Linked DNA regions of Mus musculus: regions 1, 2, 3 and 5 are each linked to region 4. The links are chromatin loops, found by intact Hi-C in ENCODE. Cell type or tissue: left cerebral cortex. All regions are shown on one strand.

Region 1 (4,000 bases), 96 kb after region 4:
GACCTGCTATCCTGCAGAGGGGGTTGAGAGCAAAGCCTACATTTTTGTTGTATTGAAAAGCTGAAGACTTTTTGTAATGTTTGTAATGAGCTCTTGGGACATTGGAGTTTCTGGTTTCTGCAGACTTCCGCCCCCTCCTTCCCCCTGGGTTTGGAAAGTGATGTGGTGAGACTAATGGTCACTTATGTGCCCAAGAATCTTTTTCCTCCCATTTTTATGTGCGCTGGTGTGGTGTGCATGTATGGATACGAACATTTGCATGTGCAAAGACATAAGTGTGTATGTGGGTGCACACACACACACATATACACACATACACATGGGTATGTGTGCGCATGGACATCTGAGCTTGACACTGGGAATCGTCCTTGATCTCCCTTCCACCTCATTCATTAGGACAACCTCTCTCAACCAACCCTGGAGCTTGCTGCTAGGGCTCTTCTCACTAGCTTCCTCTGGCCATTGCCTATCTCTATTTTCTAGGACTAGACTCACAGTCAGGCTGCCACACCCACCTGCATTTGCATGAGCTCTGACTTAGCAGCAAACTTAGACCACCAAGCCATCTTTCTATCCCCCAACAGCCGATCTTTCTGTAACAGCTGGTAACTTTTAAGAGCTTTATTACAAGAGTCAGATTTATTAACCCGTCTTTTCTTCTCAACTCCCAATCCACAAAATTTAGTTCTGAATAAATATGAAAAACTCCGACTGGATGTTCACGTATGAGTTAACTGCCAATAATATGATTTGAGAATAGAACAAGACTCCACGTTTTTGGCCTTCATTATTTACATTTACAATTGGGCTCCTCTCAAGCGACCAACATTATGACTATAGCAAAAAACATCTGAGTGACAGGCCAGTGGTTAGTAACAGCGTTATGTGACAGTCATATTATTTCTCCCATGATGTGAGGCTGTTAAGAAAACCCATACTCTCTCCACGCAGCTATGAAATGTGGAAATAAAGTAGTGTTGTGATAAGAATGTCTCTTCTCCTTCACCTCACTCTGTGCTGAATTAGTAAATGGAGCCCCTGAACCTTCTGGGAGCCATTTAGTGATTTTAATGAGTCTGAGGAAGAGGAGCCGGTTGGTGGCTGGTGGGTCAGGAGCTCAGGTCACATAAATGGGGCTTATGGCCAGCAGCTGGAGGTGGAAGCAGTCTTTGGGACAAAGCCCTGAGAGGCCTCCTCCAGGCAGATGGTCTCAAAGCTGTATTGGGTTGTATCACACCCAGCTGATGTTGTCTGCTTGGATGGGGAAGCCCTGCCCTGCACATCTGGAGCAGGTGGCAAGAGCTAGCTAGCAGAGGAGAAGCTGGGCTTGGGTTTGAGCTGAATGTCCCATTATCCTCAGACATTTTTCTAAGTTTAAACTCTGCATTAGAGGAAGTAGAGGCCATTGTGGGCATCGGCTGGAAATCATACAGCAGCACAGATCCACACAGGAATAAGGACTTTAGAGGAGTTGGGAAATGGCCACCACAGCTTCCCTTACACCTGAGTGCTTCTGCTTCACTATCTGGGAAATAAGACAATATTACAGTTGAAGACACAAAGAATAAGACAATGTTACATTGGAAGATACAAAAAAAAAAAAAAAAAAAAAAAAAAAAAAAAAAAAAAAAAAAAAAAAAGGCAGTTGAATCCGGGGCTGAAAAACCAGACTTTAATATAGGATAGCTTCTTGCTACAGGAGAATCCTAGCCTAGCTGTCTTGGTAAGTTCCTTAGCCTTTCCTGCCTCAGTTTCCCTGTCTGTAAAATAAGGCTAACAGCACCTAGATTTTAGGGTCATCAAAAGAACGAAGGAAACAGACACCCCTAGCATTAGCTAGCACATGGCTGCTCTCACTATTTGCCCCTCTACTTCTGTATTTTAAAATACCAAGTATCCTAGCTCCCTCTACAATACAATACTTCCTGAGTTCTCTGGGCTTTTATTATAGTGTGATATAACTCTAACTTTAGAATAGTCAAAGCAAAGGCCAGACTAAAATGAATTCTCTTCTCCATTGTTCTAAAGCTGGCTGAGAAAATGATCAGCCTAGAAGATGGCAGTCCTGGGTGGAAAGAGGAGGAGGGAGGGGTCCATTCTTCTATAAAAGGAGATTCGCTGAGTAAACAACGCTGCGTGGCCGAGCATGGTCCAGATGAGCAATGATTTATGAGTGGGAAATCTGGGCCGCCCGGCTTCAGCTAAACAGTGGGGGAAGATGGAAAGCAGATGTCTGACCTTCATCCCAGAGGCCCTCGGGTGAAGAGCGAGTGGGAGCAGGGCGAAAAGCATCCAGGGAGCTCCAGGAGCCTGGGAGCTCCGGGGAGCCGCGGAGAGAGCAAGGAGGGGGAGGGCAGCAGAGAGAAAAGGCTGATGGGAAGTCAAGCTCCTCAGCAAGACCTGGTGCTTGTGAGGGACATGCATATTGTTCTCACGGGTTCCTATGGAAACGGGTTCATTGATGGATTGCTTGGTGCTTGGATTACAAGCGCGCGCATGTGTGTATGTGTGTGTGTGTGTGTGTGTGTGTGTGTGTGTGTGTGTGAGAGAGAGAGAGAGAGAGAGAGAGAGAGAGAGAGAGAGAGAGAGAGAGAATGTGTGCCAGTGAGTGTGAGTAGAGTGAGTTTGTGTGTGTATGTGAGCATAAATGTAGGTGTATGTGAATAAGTGTGTGTGTATGTATGTATGAGGAGGTGTGTATGAGTGTACAAATGTGTGTGTGTGTGTGTGTATGTATGAGTGAGAATGTGTGTGGGTGAGTGTGAGTAGAGTGAGATTATGTGTGTGTGAACATGAATGTAGATGTATGTGAATATGTCTGTGTGTGTGTATGAGTAGGTGTGTATGAGTGTACAAGTGTGTATGTGTGTGGACATGTCTGAGAGGTTGTGTTTGTTAGTACTGTGCCTGTACATGTGTTTATGAGTTTGGCAAATGCACGTGTGTGTGTGTGTGTGTGTGTGTGTGTGTGTTATATTTGTGAGTGGCATGTATGTGTGAGCATACACAAGTGCCTATACACAATACACTTCAAAACACTGTGGTAAACTATTGCAAAACATTGTAGTAAACTATCTCTTCTTTTTTTTCAACCAAATCTCTGCAGAAGTTCAATGTCCTAAAACCTGAAAACAAGACTAGGTTTTAATGTAATTCTAACAAAGCTGAAGTCATTCTAGAGTCTGTCCTCACTGATGAACAAATGGAAAGAGAAGGGAAACCTGGTATCAGGGCTGGCAAATGGGGGGTCAGAGATTAAGTTTTGTCCACAGCTTATTTTATAAAGTTCATGATTACATGTCCTGCAAAGTCTCACATGACATTTGGGCCATGTCTGACCATTTGTCAGAAAGTCTGCTAATTCTTGGTCCAGACTATGTCACTATTACAAGTGAAGTATTCCATGGGTCAGTAAGATGACGCCACCTGCGAGTGGACAGTTGCTTGGAATACATCAGACGCTACAGGGTTCTGCCTGGTTACAAATATGTCCCCTCACTAACTGTCGAGCCCCTGCAAACCACCTGAGAAGCTGGTACTCATCTGCCAGATCTTACAGGAGCGTGACTCATGGACCACAAAAAGTCAGGGGAGACAGATGTTTCTTGCACTTTGACAATTTCCACAGAACAAGGCACACAAGGAGAGACGGATATCAGATAACCATGGCTGAGGTGTGTATAAACCACAAGGTTAATATGTTAATTATGATGAAATAATGAACCCACATGATAATTAAGCTAATGGCAACTAAAATCAATTGTGGGTTGGGTGTGTCGGGCACTGCTGAGCTGCGCATGTCTTGTGAGCTACCATGCTTAGCTCTCATCCTAACCCCCTGAGAATAGACTCAAAACGAAGGTGACATCTTTGAGGCCAAGGAACCACAAAAAGGCTGATGCGTGGTCTGAGGTCCAGCTCTGAGCCTTCAGTGTTATCATTTCTCAGATGAAAATCCAAACAAAGTGTTCAGGTATAACTAAGTAGGACACAAATGGAA
Region 2 (4,000 bases), 91 kb after region 4:
AGACAATTTTCAGGCATCAATTCTTTCCTTCTACCTTGTGGGTCCTGGAGATTAAACTCAAGTCATTAAGCCCAACTTGCCGAGCCGTTCTGCTGGTCTCTACTTTTAAATGATATGTTTTAGTGTGGAGAATGTTATTTCTGAAAATCTGGACAACTTCCATTTATTATTCCACAGCAATTGCATATCAGCCAACTGTAGTCCAGATGCGTGGACTTCGTGACCTAGAGACTGCTCTGACACCATAAGGACGAAGGCTAAGCTTGAGATCAAAAGCATCCACCGCCATTGTGGAAACTTGTATGAATTAGCCATGATTCATTTCTAGGAAAGTATTTGTTGCTGTGTTTGCCATAGAAACCCTGCTGTCTAGCCTTGGCACTGGGTTGGCAATTTCACGTACATTATTTCCTTTTACTTCCCAGCAGGCCCATGAAGAGGGCACAAAGGGAAGATGATACAGTGATGATGAAGGCTTCATTAAAGAGGCAGGGAGGGCACAATAAGCCCACTGCACAGATGGAGGAATCAAGTTCTGAGAGATTCAGACTAACTGTCAAGGCTATACATGTAGAGAGGGGATGGAGAGAAATGGGTGGGAGGCAGACAGATGGAGAGAAGCACAGCGAGGAATTCACACATCACCAGATTTCAAACACATCCAACAGCTGCTCTGTGTGGTCAGAGGAAGGCTGAGAAAACACAGCCACACCATGTTCTGTTTCTCTCTTTGGTGACTGAGCAGCATCGACTGGCAGACGTGACTGTCCACTTGTGAGAGTCCCCCATCAGATGTTCTTGAGACCAGGGACTCGGCTTCAGCTCATCCCTCAGCTTTGAGTGCAGGCCTGGGCATGCAGGAAGTGAGCAGAGATGTCCTGTCAACATCTCTGGATACCTTTTTCCTTGGCAACATTGCCCCTCCCCCCCCCCCCCGCCCCCGCCGCCAAATGCTAGAGCCATAACTTAAGCACTTTCCTAAAAGTAATTTGAACTGTGAAGTACAGAACTTGTCCTATAAAGATAAAGCAGGACAGGGGCTCTCTCAAGATCACCCATATACCATTTGCAACCATTTGCGTTGTCAGCAACTTCAGAGCTGACTGCATATGATGCATTTAAAAAATATTTTATTGATTGAAAATTTCATGCATGTATATACAATGTATTTAAATCTTTTCCATCCATACCTCCTCCATCAACCTCCCCTAGAACCTAAGGAAGTTATTTTGATTAGAATTGTCCCATCTTTGCCAAAGGTGTGTGGTGTGTCTGAGACAGGGCAGCCTGGGTCATGGAAGGTGTGCTGGGATAGTGTTATGGTCGCCCCACACACAGCACTGGAGGGAAGTTTCCACCACGCAGGTTCTTTAGCTCAGCTCCACTGATGCCCACCTTAAATCAGAGACACGTAGGACAGATACAGAGCTCATGCTATTTGCAGAAAACCAAGAGTGCTCCCGAATGCCCGAAGGCATACAAAACAGAACTCGTCTTTTCTGCTTCTCTATCTGAGGCTTCAAGGGAGCCAAGTGTCATCTTGAATTCAGGACTTGTTTGAAGTCATCTCTATCTCCGTTGTGCTTAGTGGAAGATCTAGGGAGAACACTGCCTCCACTCGCAGTGGCCACTGCACACAGAACTCACTTCCTCCTTTGGCAAGCATGGCCCTGGGAATGTGGTTGCTTTTTACAGCATCTGTTCTCCATTAGGGCATCTGACAGTTCCTGACGCTGTGATGCAGCCAAGCGGGGAGCTGTGTGTGGAGGCCGTGCAGTGAGGTGTATTACTGACTGGTTAGTGGTGACCAGCGGAATCCCTGATTCACTAAGCCAGAGCTCTGGTTGTGGGTTGCCGAGCTCTGCTCCTGATTCAGTGCTGTGGACAAAAACAAGGCAGAGAGAATATTCTCACGGATGGATGCCATGAAGCTGAGAAAAAAGGGATGAGATCTGGACAGAAGGACCCTGATTTATAAAAGTCAGACCGGATGTGGTAGCACTTGCCTCTGCTTTCAGCTCTAGGAGTTTGAGGGCAGCCTGGTCTACCCAAGGAGTTTCCAGGTTAGCCTGGGCTACATAATGAGACCTTGTGTGCTAGCTAGTTTTATGTCAAGTTGGTACAAGCCAGAGTCATCCAAGAGCAGGGAACCTCAATTGAGAAAAAAAAAATGGATCCATGGGCTGGAGAGATGGCTCAGAGGTTAAGAGAAAATGGATCCATAAGATTGGGCTATAGGCCTAGGCATGTTCTTAGTGATTGGTGTGGGCAGCCCAACTCATTGTGGGTTGTGCCACTTGTGGGTTGGTGGTCTTAGGTATTATAAGAAAGCAGACTGAGGGGTGGAGAGATTGCTCAGTGGTTAAGAACACTGGTTGCTCTTCCAGAGGTCCTGAGTTCAATCCCCAGCAAACACATGGTGACTCACAACCATCTGTAATGGGATCTAATGCCTTCTTCTGGCATACAGATAGAGCACTCATGGATAAAATAAATAAAATTTTAAAAATAAGAAAAAGAAAGCAGGCTAAGCAATCCATAGAGAGAAAGCCAGTATGCAGTGTCCTTCCATGGCCTCTGCATCAGTCCCTGCCTCCCTATTCCTGCCCTGTTTGAATTCCTACCCTAACTTCCTTCAACAATGAACAATGATATGGAAACATAAGCCAACTACTTTTCTCCTCAAGTTGCTTTGGTAATGGTGTTTCATAATAGCAACAGAAACCTAAGTAAAAACCCTGTCTCAAAATTAATTGATTGATTGATTGATTGATTAAAATAGACAACTGATCTACCTCCCACTATAGGATGAAGGATGGCACTAGTGTACTGCAACATTGACCCAGTTTAATCAGAACACATACAGACTGAACTTAGTCTACAATGAACCAGACAGAAGGCTAGTTTGATCTCATGCAGAGAATGGTGAGGTATCCAGGAGGAAGGCTGATTAGAACATGTCTATGTGACTGCCACTCTGTATGGCTTTACAGAATCAATAGTATGTGGAGGACACTGTGCCCAGGTGTAGGGAATCTGCCAGAATGTGTTCTGAGAGTAAGGTTCCACATGACAAAGAGAAGATGCAGGAAGGAGCCTGTGGCTCCATCCTCTGTCTATGTGCAAAGCTTTCTGGTGGGAGAAAGACCTTCCTTGTTCTCCTTAGGCCTAAGGGATGAAAGCACAGGGATGCCGGTAGGAAATGGGCGGGACTGCCCAGAGTTTGGCTGTGTGCTTTATGCCAAGTAGATTCTAGTCCAGACTGTCACCATGAGGCAGGGGAGACTCCAGATGGAGTTTTCATCATACGACTTTCAGGCTCAGCAGCCAAGTTTGCCCAGGAAACGCTCCAAGGTAGAGATGAAAGCCATACTGAGCTTTGAAGAACACAGAGGCCTGGGCTGCAGGGGTGCTGGAAGTGTCCCAGAAGTCACAGGGCAAAAGAGCAGCATGCTGGGTGACCAGACAGAGTCAGGAGAATGGAGCAGTTGGTGGCTCCTGAAGTTAGACTTGTGTTTGATTATACTCTGCCACTGGATAGCCTTGTGATCTGGGTTCTGTAGATAGAAGAATGGCCCTGCAAAGATGCCTCTATCTCAGACCTTGGGACCTGTATGTAAACATGTCATGTTACATAGCATAGGGACTTGAGGTTGAAAATGGAGTTGAATTTATCTTGAACTATCTGATGGAGATGATGTAACAACAAAGGTGGAAGAATAGGGGTGTGGGGACTGCTTAGCTGGCCAAATGCTTGCCGTGCAAGCATGCCACGAGTTCAGTTTCTAGAGTCCAAGTAGAAAAGCTGGTCATGTTGGCACATACATTTAGAGATGGAAATGGGAGACTCCTGGAGGTTCACTGGCCAGCCATTTTAGCCAGTTCATCAGCTCCAGTTCCAGTGAGAGACTCTGCTTCAAGATGAACAGCTGAGGGTGACACCTGAGGTTGACTTCTAATCTTCACAGGCATGTGCATGGTCACATGCGTCTGTACACAT
Region 3 (4,000 bases), 150 kb after region 4:
CTGACACAGAAGAGCAATTGCTCACTACAGCTCTCTGTCTTGCCAGGCTTCCTCTTGCTGCCTGCTGTGGGTCCCCTTTCACGTGCTCACTGGAATTTCTGGGTGGCCAGCACCAAGGTGGATAGTTGAGGTTTGCAAAACCCCCAGGAATTCTTGGAGCATGGCACTTCCTAGATAGTGTGCAGTCATCTCTCTGCTATTCAGAGTTCTCACATGCTTGCACACATTCACATACAACACCCAGGGGTTTTGTTGCACTTGAAGGACAAGGGAGGGGAGGGTACCTTTACCCATGTTCTCGGAAGCAGCACTTCCTTCCCTCTAGTCCATGTGAGGCTATGTGACCTCATGTTCATACCTACTTTTAAAATCTTTTAATAGTTTCTGCAGGGTTTGCAATAATGAAATATTCAACAATCGGTGCCCACCCTTAAATAACAATTCAGGGACCTTGAGGCAGAGTATCCAGCTCTCGCCACACACACACCAGCTCCTCTCTGTACCTACTATACAACTCCAACATGCTGGAACCTATGACCAATTTACACAGTTATCTTTAAATCGATCAGGAATATGATGTGGAAAGGTGGGGACTTTGTTCTACCCTCATTATCTTTCTTTCCCACATCGCTTCCTTTCTTCATGGAGTTCACAGTTCCTGACTGAAGACAAACACATCTCCTAGGCTGGGTCTACTGACAGGAATCCCTTAGTGTTTGCCTGAGAAAACCATTATTCATCTCCCCTAGCAAGGGTAACTTTGTAGAACATAACTCCCAAGTCTACACTCCTGGGAGACCAAAGGTAGGCTGTGCTGCTGGCAATGTAGGCTCTGCATGTCTTCAGCATTTCCCTGTATTGTACCAATCTACAGGTCACCAACGCAAAGCTGCTTTTGGCTGGGGTGTTTTGGCACAGGGTTGAACTGAGGACAGTGTCTTTGTGCCTGTCACACACATTAATCTCTTGTCACTTATTTGTGCAGCAGGTGCTCCTTCTAAGATGCAGGCCACCTTTGTGCTTGCTTGTTGAACCAACAGGGCACTTTGCTCTTAATGAGAAGGTGCCTTGTTCTATTGAGCCCCACCTTTCCGCTAATGGTTTTTAATTCTAGAATTCTTTAGAAGATTATTTCTTTACAGTTCTATCCTCTTGCGTTGGATGCTATTGCTTCTGTCATCCTGCCTTGGGAGTTATTTCTTTTCTACCTTGCTGGACCTTGAGTCTGATGCTGAGTTCATTTCTGTGTATTCTTTCCTTGCACCTTGGTGCATGTTGTTTAGGGAGAGGGGCATTTTGATGCCTAGGTAGTAGGGTTGGTTTTTCTTTCCCTTTTTTACTTAAGTTAGTCCATAAATTTTATTGTGTAGTCATCAGTGAGCCTGGGCTGTGTTTCTCATTTCTTTTTCTCAGTCTCTGTCTAGAGCAGGAGATCTTAGCATCTCTGTACCACCCACGTTGCAGAAGCTATACTCTGGTCAAGTACATGAATGGATGCTTGCTCTGAGAAAAGTGACTTCTGGACACTAAGAGGAGTATTGTGTAATGTATAGTTGTTGCTATGGGGTATGGAAAAGGCTCACATACATATTTGATCTTTGAATTTACACTGCCCCTGCTGGCTGCCTCTAAATAAACTGAATATTTGCCTGAGATTTCCTTAACTTGTTAGCAAAGCCCTCCTCTGCAGCCTCTCCCACAGTTCTGTTTCTAGTATGATCAGTTCCACAAAAGCCAGATGGGCCCCAGCAAAACCGATGCAAGGGGTGGAGGTGGCACGAGGACATAGCTTGGCTGTGATGTAGTCTCTGTCCAGCTGGAAGTAAATCACAGAGCTCTGCCGTCCCTAGTTTGCTGGCCAGTCCGGCCTCCAAAAGGTTCTTCAATGAGGGTCACCACATGCTGGATTCTGCAGCGTTCCAAGGCCAGAAATAGAAAAGGCTCCAGATTTCAATAATGTGAGACTTCCGTTGTTGAATTACCCTATAGCACAAAGGCCTATGCTCCAAGTCTCCCCTCCCCATAACCTCAAAGGCAGGAGGGTACTTCTCAATTTCTCCCGTCCGTCCTGTGCTCAGCAGATGTCCAGGCCCCTGTGGTGTCTGTGGAGTCCTCAGCCAGGAGGATCCAAATCAGCAGTGTGGGGGAGGAGGTGTTGAGAACACAGACCTGCCTGAGTCATTCTTTGTGTTACTAACGTCTCTAAGATACAGTGTTTCCCAGGGTCCCGAGCCCACAGAGTGATATATAGCTGTTGCTACATGTGTCCTCACTGAAAACTAGTGATGAGAAGCAGCTGCTGGCCACTACTGCTAATCATACATGTCCATATTTCTCATCTGTTTGAAAAGCAGTCATTCCCCCTGATGGGTCTCCCAAGTCTGAGCAGCTGAGCTTCCAGGCCTGCCATAAAACCCAGTACCTCATCCTCCTGTCTCCCTGCTTGATTCAACTTGGTCATGGCTGAGCCCCAAGCCAGCTCCACACCCTCAGCCCTGTGAGAATAACAGGCTGTCTGGGGATTCTCATTATGTCACTGTGGAAGACAAGAGGTCACAGGAAGCCGGGACAGTCAGGGTAGAACAGAACAAATTGGTCAGGATATGGTTCCTTAAACACCCTTGACTTCTCTTGATTGCTGTGGTCTCCTTCATGGCTCTCCTGAAACACCCACACTGGCCCACATGCCAAATACATGCATCTTGTAGACACTTCAGAAACACACCATATTCATGCCATACCACACACCATGCATAAGCCACACAAATGCACATACACACACACACACACACACAAAATATACCAGAGATATGTAAACACACATGTCACACACATACATGTCACATATGCACACATGACATACACATACCGTACCAATCAAATCCCTCCCACAGACATACCATATATGTAAACCACCTGTCAATACAAAAATATGCACAATAAAAGACTTGCACTATCCCAAGGGTGGTCTCTCTGCTTCCTGCTTGCAGACAGAGATGTAAGCTTTCAGCCATTCCTGCTGTCATGCCTTTGCTTCGCCATCACGGATCTTCACCCTCTGAAACCATAAGCCCAACTAAATCATTTCCATTATAAGTTACTGTGGTCACAGTGTTTTATCACAGCAATAAAAACCCTAATAGAATAGGCAACTCGCTTTTCCTCATTTTATTAGTTCTTTGAGAGTCAATGTATTTTGATCATAGTCCAGCTAAGCAACTACTGGAAATTGACAGCTGCTGGGAGAGGGGAAAGCCTGTTTCTTTAAGACCGAGACCAAGAATTTCATAAATCCATTGTTTTTAATAGCTGAGTAGTACTCCATTGTGTAAATGTACCACATTTTCTGTATCCATTCTTCTGTTGAGGGACATCTGGGTTCTTTCCAGCTTCTGGCTATTATAAATAAGGCTGCTATGAACATAGTGGAGCATGTGTTCTTATTACCAGTTGGAACTTCTTCTGGGTATATGCCCAGGAGAGGTATTGCTGGATTTTGAAATGTATATAAAGAAAACATCTAATAATAAATAAATAAATATTTTAAAAATTCTGGCTGAGGGCTGGAGAGATGGCTCAGAAGTTAAGGCTGCTCTTCTAGAGGTCCTGAATTCAAGTCCCAGCAACCACGTGTGGCTCACAACCATCTGTAATGGGATCCGATGCCCTCTTCTGGTGTGTCTGAAGACATTGACAGTGTGCTCATATACATAAATTAAATAAATAAATCTTTTTTAAAAAAAAAAAAAGAAGGAAAGGAAGAAAGGAAGGAAGGGAGGGAGGGAGGGAGGGAGGGAGGGAGGGAGGAAGGAAGGAAGGAAGGAAGGAAGGAAGGAAGGAAGGAAGAAGAAAAAATCTGGCTGAGCAAGCTATAAAAAGCAAGCTAGTAAGCAGCACTCTTCCATAGCCTCTGCATCTGCATCTGCCCTGGGCTTCTGCCTGCTTGAGTTCCTGCCCTCACTGCTTCTGATGAGCCATTATATGGAACAGTGAGTGAAAT
Region 4 (4,000 bases):
GGTTCATTGGAGTACTGGAGAAAGGCTAAGAAAAATGAATTTCACAAAAGCCCAGGCAAACTTAGGGACTGGTGTGGACTTCAAGAACAAGTTGTATGAGCACCAGTGGGCACACTACACCCTAGAGAAGTCATTTCTCTCCCTACCCCGAGCTGACTCCAGATGAAAACCCCAGAGTCTCAGAGCTTCAAGGGGATTCATGGGACCTGAGGACAGTTCCCAGCTTCCCAGAGCAAGCTGAAATGTGGAAAAGACTTTAAAATAAAAATCATATTGCTTTTAACAAAAACAATATGGGACCAACTGATTGCTGTAGCTTCCACTACTGGGACTTTTTGACTTCTTTCCTGGGTGATTCTGGGCTAGAAGATTCCAGTGCTGTCATCCTTGGCTTATGGGTGAAGAGAGAGAAGCTCTGAGATGCTGGACTACTGGCCGGGCCCACCTGAGTGTCTGACTTTCAGTAGCATCCTTTCCCATTGATGGAGCCATGGAGTTGATGAGCCAGCAGTAGGGGACCCTTTAGATCTCCATGTGGGATGGGCTGACAGACTGATCCCCTCTGAGGAGACTGTTCATCTGTTACAATCTGTTCAAAGCCATAGGACACTTGACTCAGTTTTCACAAAGGTACACAACTCATGGGGAATGAAGGGAGGCCCACGCGGGATTCCACTCAGGAGGCCAGCTTGATGGCACAGAGGGCTTACAGTAATAGCCTGAATTTTGTGCTGTGGGTTTCTGCTGAGGCTGAAGGAATGGGGTGTAGAACTTCTTTGAGAGAGATTTATGATTGGGGACAGTGGTCCAATGTCTGGGCATCTTTCATCAAGCAAAACTTTACATTGTCACAAAGGGAATATTCTCTCTCTCTCTCTCTCTCTCTCTCTCTCTCTCTCTCTCTCTCTCAGCAGAGGAAAGGCATTCAGCTGACACTGGGTGGGGAAGATGGTCAGGATGGGTGACAGAGAATGGTTCTCCTGGATTTTTTCAGTCTGGGAACTAGAGGGTGTGGCCCCAGTGCCTTCCTTGAGGGTGACTGAGGTATCCTTTGGCCTAAGAGCGTATCTTACCTTGGAGGTGTGTACCACACCCCGTTCTGGTGGAGACCGTCAAGCTTGGGAACCTAATGATGTATCTGAGACAAGATAAGCATGGTTCAGATCGAGAACTGTCTGTGTCTCTGCACTGTGCTGTATCCTATGATAACTGCAATTCTGTGACTTCAGACAGTACAATCTACAATGTATCAATGACCACAGAGTACAGAAAGTTCCTCTATTCACCCAGCTTCTGGAGCTGTGAACTCTGACCTTAGTTTTGGAGTAAAACCTACAGACCCCAGTGCTCAAGGCCACGGTCTCCTCCTGAAACCACCTTCCTTCTTTGGAGTGGGTGGAGACATGTACTACTATCCAGGGCTTGGTTTGCTTTCCCGCTCTTTCCGGACGTTTGGTGACTTGGAGAAAGAGTGGCTAAAATAGAGCGCTGCTGTATGTGCTGTGACACCACCTGCTTTTATGCGAAATTCCACATTCAGGATTGAAAATTCACTAGTGAGTTGCCAACTGTGTTGTGTAAGATGCTCTTGCAGGATGCAAACAATGAAACTCTGTGGAAGAAGCTGCGAATCTGGTGTCTCTTGGGGATGGGCAGCAGGTGATGTCCAGGGCTGAAGGAGGCACTGTGTACTGAGGAAGCTTTTCTCCACTGACTGACCCACAGGCAGGAACTGCACATGGTGTCCTGGCTGTGGCAGACAGGCAGTAAAAACACACACAAATAGTTGGTGACTTGGGAAGTGACATTTTAAAATCCCGTCGGTAGCTCAGCCAAACCCAGAAAGTGCTTCAAATTTTAAGATTTAAAAAAAAAATATTTCTAATCATGTACGCGCACATGTGTGGGTGTGAACACCAGTGTAGGTGTCTGCAGTGGCCAGAGGTGTTGGATCCCTCTGGAGCTGGAGTTGCGGGTGGTTGTGAGCAACCTCACATCGGAACTAAACTCAGGTCCGGTGCGAGAGCAATGAGTGCTCTCACCCGCTGAGCCCTCTCTCCAGGCCTGCTCCAGGTTCTAACACACATTGTTAAAGTACATGAGGACATTTCTCTCTATTCTGCTTATCCTCTTATAAAGCTTCTTGGTGCTGCTCATGGTCCAAACCCCAAGTGATAATTCCCCATAAAACCCACTGCCATCCCGATCATGGCAGTGAGTATCTTGTTGGGGAGTGCCAGCCAGGTCCTGGTTCTTAAAAAGAGAGATCCTCTGTAGCAATGAATTTTATGTTAGGTTTTAAAACTGAAACTCTTAATGCATCCCAATATCCCGGGTCTGTTTTGGGAAAGGAAGTTTGAGTGGGCACATGGCTGCTTCTGGGAATGCATTCTGGACTCTTTTCTCTAGAGGGCAGTGTATCCCTTGGCGTGCCTGGAAAATCCAAGTTCCTGGCGGTTTCCAGGGTGGGGTTTCAGGGCTCATAGGGAGTCAACAATTTACACCCCAGCTTGTGGGTGGCAGCTAGGATTGGCTGTTCCAGCCCAGTCTCTGTGCCGGGCATACATTTAAAATTCCATTTTTCTTCCTTGCTTGTGTATGAGCATTCAGAAATGAAATTATGCCTTCATACAACACATTCTCTGCTCTTAAGTAATTCCAGGTCAAGAGCATCGGGCAACTGGCAAATTTTAAAGGAAACATTGCCTGAATCTAAGTTATAAGCGCTCCCATGGAAAACATGGGGACTAAAGCATGCTCGCACACACACTGTATAGTCTCTTATTTGAACCCCGGAGAAGGTATTAACGTCCCCTAATCTGATAGCTCTTGAAGGGTGCACAGTCTGCCCTTTGCTGCTCTTCCCAGCAGAGAAACATATTTGAAAGAATTTCACATAACCATCTCATTTCACATAAACATCTCATTTTAAGTATTTGATGATTAAAATACATTGTCGACTCTCTGACTTTTCATCATTTATCAGAGAGGCCCTGAGGCACTGAATTTCATCTCAGAGTACCGCTACCTTCTCTTAGTTGTCCCACAACATGGTCTCAGGATTGCTTATCAATCAGGCTCCAGGATGCTAAGTTTCAAGATCAGGTTGGCAAAATTCATGACTTCTGTTTGGCTATTGAGATAGCGCAGAGAACATTGTCTTGGTGTCTTTCTGGGGTCATGGGATGTGTTACTCAGAGAGGTGACATGCTGGTGTGTGGCTACAGTGTTAGGAGCAGTAATAAAGCCAGCCCCACCCAATGTTCTGCGCCTGCCTGATGGATTCCACCAAGCATGCACGCAGGACCCAGGCATGGGGGCAGGGTGGGATGAATAGGCCTTAAGAAATACCGTGGAAGAAAGGTATCTTATGTTTCCCACGTTTTCTTTGGAGTAGATGTGGCAGCGGAGTCACTGTTGTTTGAAAAACTCTGGAGGATCTGGGATCTATAGCTCCTTGGTGTGGGGGGGGGGGAGTGGTTCCCTGTGCCATGGAATCTAGAAGTGGTAACGCATGTCTAGAATCCCAGCGTTTTGAAGATGGAGATAGGGGGATCAGAAATTCAGGGCTAGTCTTGGCTACAGTGTGAGTTTCAGGCCAGGCAGGGTGACATATGTGAAACTGTCTCAAGAAAAAAAAAATATTTGGATGTTCGAAAAATGGGAGAAATGAAACAAATAGAGAATGCTTTGCCAAGTCACCATCCACCATTCACCTTGCAGCGTCTGGCTGTGTGGTGCCCAGTGCCATCCTCTCTCCTCACTAACTTTAGCAATCAGGAAATATGGGGAGCTGTTTGTGAGCTGGAAGTGACCAGGGAAAGCCTCACTGGGAGCCATCTTTGTGGAGCCTCCCCCCACCATGTGCTCTGTATCCCCGATTTCCACAGTCCCAGTGCTTTGGGAATTGTCCGCTGGAAGGAAGAGCTCATGGGCCACTTTAATTTCAGAATTGACCAGCAGCTGGAGATGACTCAGGTCTCAGGGGGAACTATTCCAG
Region 5 (4,000 bases), 190 kb after region 4:
AGCTAGGGTCTCTTTAAGTCTGGACTAGGAGAGTAGGATCAGGAATGCAATGGGCAGTGTTCAGGAGCAGAGAGTCTTCTTAGAGAGTTTGAAAATGGACTTCTACATTGAAGGCCCTCACCTTTGCTTTCTCCTGAGAGATGGGTCAAGTGGTGCCTTCTGGGACTGTGCTGTGCCCTGAAAGGATTAATCTATTCTCTGGTTTGCCCAGGACATCAAGGCTGGACTCATCAGTTCCAGAAGTGTGCTGGGGGTGATGCCACAAGGTTGTCATTTCACTGAGAGCAAACATATCACTCACCCTGGTCCTAAGAAAACAGGGGACTGAAGAAATTGAACTGCCAGTAGAGAATTGTCCCCTAGATGGACATGTGGAAAACAGCTCTGGAGAGCCTAGCTTGTGACTCACAGGCAGTATCCCCCTGCCCCCCACTGCAGCTGTGGGCAGCGTGGCCACCTTCTGATTCACGTTTTCCAAGGTTACCCAGAAAAATGGAAACCATCTGGATACACCAGCTCCCACCCAGATGGATGCCCGCACAGTTCTCAGACTGGCATAGAAGCTTCCATAGTCCCTGCTTGCCCAGAGCAGCTTCCTCAGCTCTAAGGTCTGTCTAGCTCCATCATCATTGAACTCCAGGCCCGCTGATCCAGAAGGCTTCCACACAGGGCACCAAATGGACATGGAGGTGCCTGCCTGTAGCGAGGGTCCTTTTAAGGTCCCTTACTTGCTGTTCTTCTGGGTAACTCCAGGACGTCATGTGGTGCTCCTTCCATGAGCCATTTCTCATCTGACTTGGGTGCTGACACAAGGCTTCCTCTCTAATTTGGGGTTCTGAATATAAGGCAAAGAAAGGAGGGGTGTCCAGAAGGGAAGGCCATCCTGGGAGAGCCCTCAGAGGTTCCCAGCATCTGCTGTCTTGGGAATATCGCTCCAGCTGTGTGCAGCTGGCATCTCACAGTCCGATTACATGTGTGTGTTTGTGTGCGTGCGCGCACATGTGCGCAGATTTATGAAGAATTTTCCCATATGATAAGCCCCACTTGCATTTTAGATCTAAGAGCACCCAGTACAATCTAGAGCCTGGTAAAGGTTGCTCTCCTTGCCAGCTGCAGGGCCAGACTGCCTGGCCCTATTCCTACTCCCACATTGGCTGCCTGGCCCAGTTTCCTGGGGACAGTAATGGTTCATCTAGAGACTGCTGGAAGCCTGGAGGAGACACACCAGCTCCCTGAGGCCCTGGGGAGCACTCAGACAGACTTGGGGTGGGAGAAGGACAGAGAAAGTAGCCATTATAAAGTCACTACTGTGGGGTCCTGGAGTGTTGCCTGTCCTCTCTGGCTTGGGGTAGTAGTTTAAGTGTCCCTTTCAACAGCCACCCAGTTCCATTGGCCTTGAATGAGTCACCCCTTTAAGGCCAGCATGTGAAGCTAACATGGCTGTAAGAATCCTCCTGTTCTCTTGTTCTTGCAGACAGGCTGTGTTTCCATCAGCTACCCATCCTTGCTGTGGGCTTCACCTCTCTCCCAAAACCTTTTCCACCCCATTGCTCCAAAAGCCTAGGAAGGTTTGGACTCTGATTGTGGGCACATGGAGATGCTGGTCTGAGTGAGGTCCTGTTTCTAGAGACGGCAGAGATCTGTGTGGTGGACGGTGGCAGATCTGGTGCAGAAGCAAGGGTGAGAGGCCCTTTGCCTGGGTCATCTGCATGTTAGCAGAGGATATGGGGGATGGGTAGCCAGTACTGGAGGAGGGAGAGGAGGGGACAGCCTAATGGTGTTAGATGGGAGGGAGGCACAAGGGGAGATTGGGTAGGGGAGCACACAAGAACAGGGATGACAGCCAAGGCTCTGTGAAGCTGCTGAAGGCCCTACCCTTCCCAGGAAGGTGATGTGCTCTCCACACTACAAAGAATATCAGTTAGGAAACAGAATATCTTATGGAATGTGAGTGCAAGAGGCTTGGAGGCATGGGGGAGGGGCTGGAAGTCAGAGGCCAGCATTCACTTCCTTTCTGGAAGCATGACTTGGTGGGAGGGATAACGATAGCTTGCTGGATGTGCAAGGGCTGGAGTTTGTCTGGCTTTGGTGTAGGCCTGGGGCATTTCAGTAGTGTGGTGGGGAATCCACTGCTGAGACTGCAGAACAGCCCCTGGCAAAATGCCCTGTGCTTCAGAAAGCGGCTGCTGCCTGGCCAGACAAGGAACCAGACCCAGACAGTTTTTTCAGGAGGTGACCCTTCGCAAGGAAGGAGAGAGGCCCAGGCCTCTAAGATTTGAAGTCGCCTCCCCCACTTGAAGATACTTGAAGCAGCTGCCAGATGGACCACCTCCCCATGTTTCAAGGCTGCCATCTGGTGGAAGGCTGGGGAATAGCAAGTATCTTAAACAAGACCCTTTCCACTCCAGGGGCTCAAGCAACTATTGACAGGTAAAGTGGACAACATAGAGCCCTAAAGATCTTTTTGCCTGGGAGGAAGAGCATCTCTGGGCCTACTTGATTGACTGGCGAGCAGAGATGGTGATTAACCTACAAAGTGTCACTTGCCTCCCTCCAAGTTCTTCTGTGTCTCCACAGTACTGCTCTAAGCAATGCACAAGATACATGACACTCTTGTATTCAAACCTTGCCCAGCCTTTGGAACCCATGAGCATGCATTCACTCTTGTGTGTAGAGCATGATGGCCACAGAGATCAATGTCATCATGTAGCACGTGCCTGCATCAATCACCCTGCTGTCCCTTACTCACTCCAGTCTATCAGACTGCTACTTACAATTTACCGTGCTGTTCTCGTTACTCATCAGCTATTGAGACCCACTGTTTGAAAGGCCAAATGATGTCTCCTCCGACGAAGGTTCTGGAATGGAACAGATTAGCCTGGATTAGTCAGAATCTTGACAAGAAGGACATGAGGGTCAGTTCAGAGAGGCAGGCAGGCATGGAAGTTCACACTGGGGTGATGTGCTTTGGAAATCACCCACAGGTATCTACCTGTGACCTGTCATCTACCTGTGACCTGTCATCAATCCCCAAGGGAGTGTGGGAAATGTGTTGGTATGACCTCAGATAGGGGATTCCAAGAGGACTGGGTGCTGAGGTGGCCCCAAAGCATGGGTAACTGAGGACAGAAGGTTTCTCTCCCTTTTTGCCCAGCCAGTCACATGGCTCTTGAGCTAGGACAAAGGCCTTCATCCTGTGTGTTCCTTTCTATTGCTGATGTAAATGCCTTTGGAGAGTCAACATGGGACCAAAAGGGATGTTTCACCATACAGCTCCCATCCATCATGAAGAGAAGTCAGGGCAGGGACTCAGGGCAAAAACTGAAGCAGGGGCCAAGAAGGCACCCCACTCACTGGCTTGATCTCCTTGGCTTGCTGAGCTTGTTTTCAAGTGATGCCTAGGACCATCCTGGCTGTGGCACCACCCATGGTGGGCTTGGTCTTCCCTCGTCAACCATTAAGCAAGAAAATGCCCCACAGACATTTCCACAGGCCAACTGATGGAGGCGTTCTCTCAGATGAGAGTTCCATCCTCTCAGGGGAGACTCCAGCTTATGTCCAATTGACAACACGAACCAATATGGCCTCCTTTCTGATTATCCCAGTGTGCCTATAGGAAAAAGCCTTCAGCATCCCTATGCCTCCGTTCTCGTGTGTATTTCCCATTTCTACCATATGAAGTTCTTTTTCCTCTGAGGGGAAGAGCTGGTGTGGGGAGCAGCTTCCTGACACTTTGGAGTTATGCCCCAGGGTGGGCCCTGCTATTTACAGCACGCTGCAGTTCAGTGTGAGTCGGATCCAGCCCACCGTCCCCAGACACACTCAAGTCTTCTCCCAGCCAACCACACACTTTCCTTGCAGGGATTCCCACACTCCAGCAAATATTCACAGCAAGTCTGTTCACTCCCCGAATGTTCCATACCATGTTCGTGTTCTCTGCAGCAAGAGCAAGCCTGAGGGGCTGAGCACTTTTATGCACAGTTAGGCTAGGGAACTCGGG

What was found. Hi-C counts contacts between places; a loop is a spot of excess contacts. Peaks named below come from ENCODE experiments on the same cell type or tissue, not always from the same donor. Only the 100,000 strongest peaks of a DNase experiment are listed, where the experiment ranks them.
Region 1: it touches region 4 in a loop (2.7-fold over the local background); 6 of 42 quality-filtered maps call a loop at or near these places.
Region 2: it touches region 4 in a loop (4-fold over the local background); 4 of 42 quality-filtered maps call a loop at or near these places.
Region 3: a loop joins it to region 4, with 8 times the contacts of the local background. A loop is called at or near these places in 2 of 42 quality-filtered maps.
Region 5: a loop joins it to region 4, with 5 times the contacts of the local background. A loop is called at or near these places in 32 of 42 quality-filtered maps.

Annotation. Positions count from the first base shown.
Region 1 is chr1:90,742,420-90,746,419 of GRCm38, reverse strand. No RefSeq gene overlaps it. Among named protein-coding and RNA genes, the nearest start is that of Gm41918, 20 kb to the left of the region's middle. In left cerebral cortex, no CTCF peak of the experiment used is centred here; a DNase peak (open chromatin) is centred at 2,267; H3K4me3 peaks cover 566 bases; H3K27ac peaks cover 530 bases.
Region 2 is chr1:90,748,097-90,752,096 of GRCm38, reverse strand. No RefSeq gene overlaps it. Among named protein-coding and RNA genes, the nearest start is that of Gm41918, 14 kb to the left of the region's middle. In left cerebral cortex, no CTCF peak of the experiment used is centred here; DNase peaks (open chromatin) are centred at 633, 1,694 and 3,301.
Region 3 is chr1:90,689,150-90,693,149 of GRCm38, reverse strand. The region is part of intron 2 of Gm35332 (a long non-coding RNA gene); the gene reads left to right. Among named protein-coding and RNA genes, the nearest start is that of Gm35332, 13 kb to the left of the region's middle. In left cerebral cortex, a CTCF peak has its summit at 1,623; DNase peaks (open chromatin) are centred at 1,711 and 2,151; H3K27ac peaks cover 834 bases.
Region 4 is chr1:90,838,873-90,842,872 of GRCm38, reverse strand. The region is part of intron 1 of Col6a3 (collagen, type VI, alpha 3); the gene reads left to right. Among named protein-coding and RNA genes, the nearest start is that of Col6a3, 3.1 kb to the left of the region's middle. In left cerebral cortex, a CTCF peak has its summit at 2,405 (motif pointing right); a DNase peak (open chromatin) is centred at 2,430.
Region 5 is chr1:90,649,204-90,653,203 of GRCm38, reverse strand. It overlaps Gm35242 (a long non-coding RNA gene), which reads right to left. Exons shown (of 3, transcript XR_387261.3): 1 at 3,923-4,000; 2 at 2,775-2,858; 3 at 1-835. Among named protein-coding and RNA genes, the nearest start is that of Gm35242, 2.1 kb to the right of the region's middle. In left cerebral cortex, a CTCF peak has its summit at 2,352 (motif pointing left); DNase peaks (open chromatin) are centred at 491, 1,215, 2,255 and 3,875; H3K27ac peaks cover 306 bases.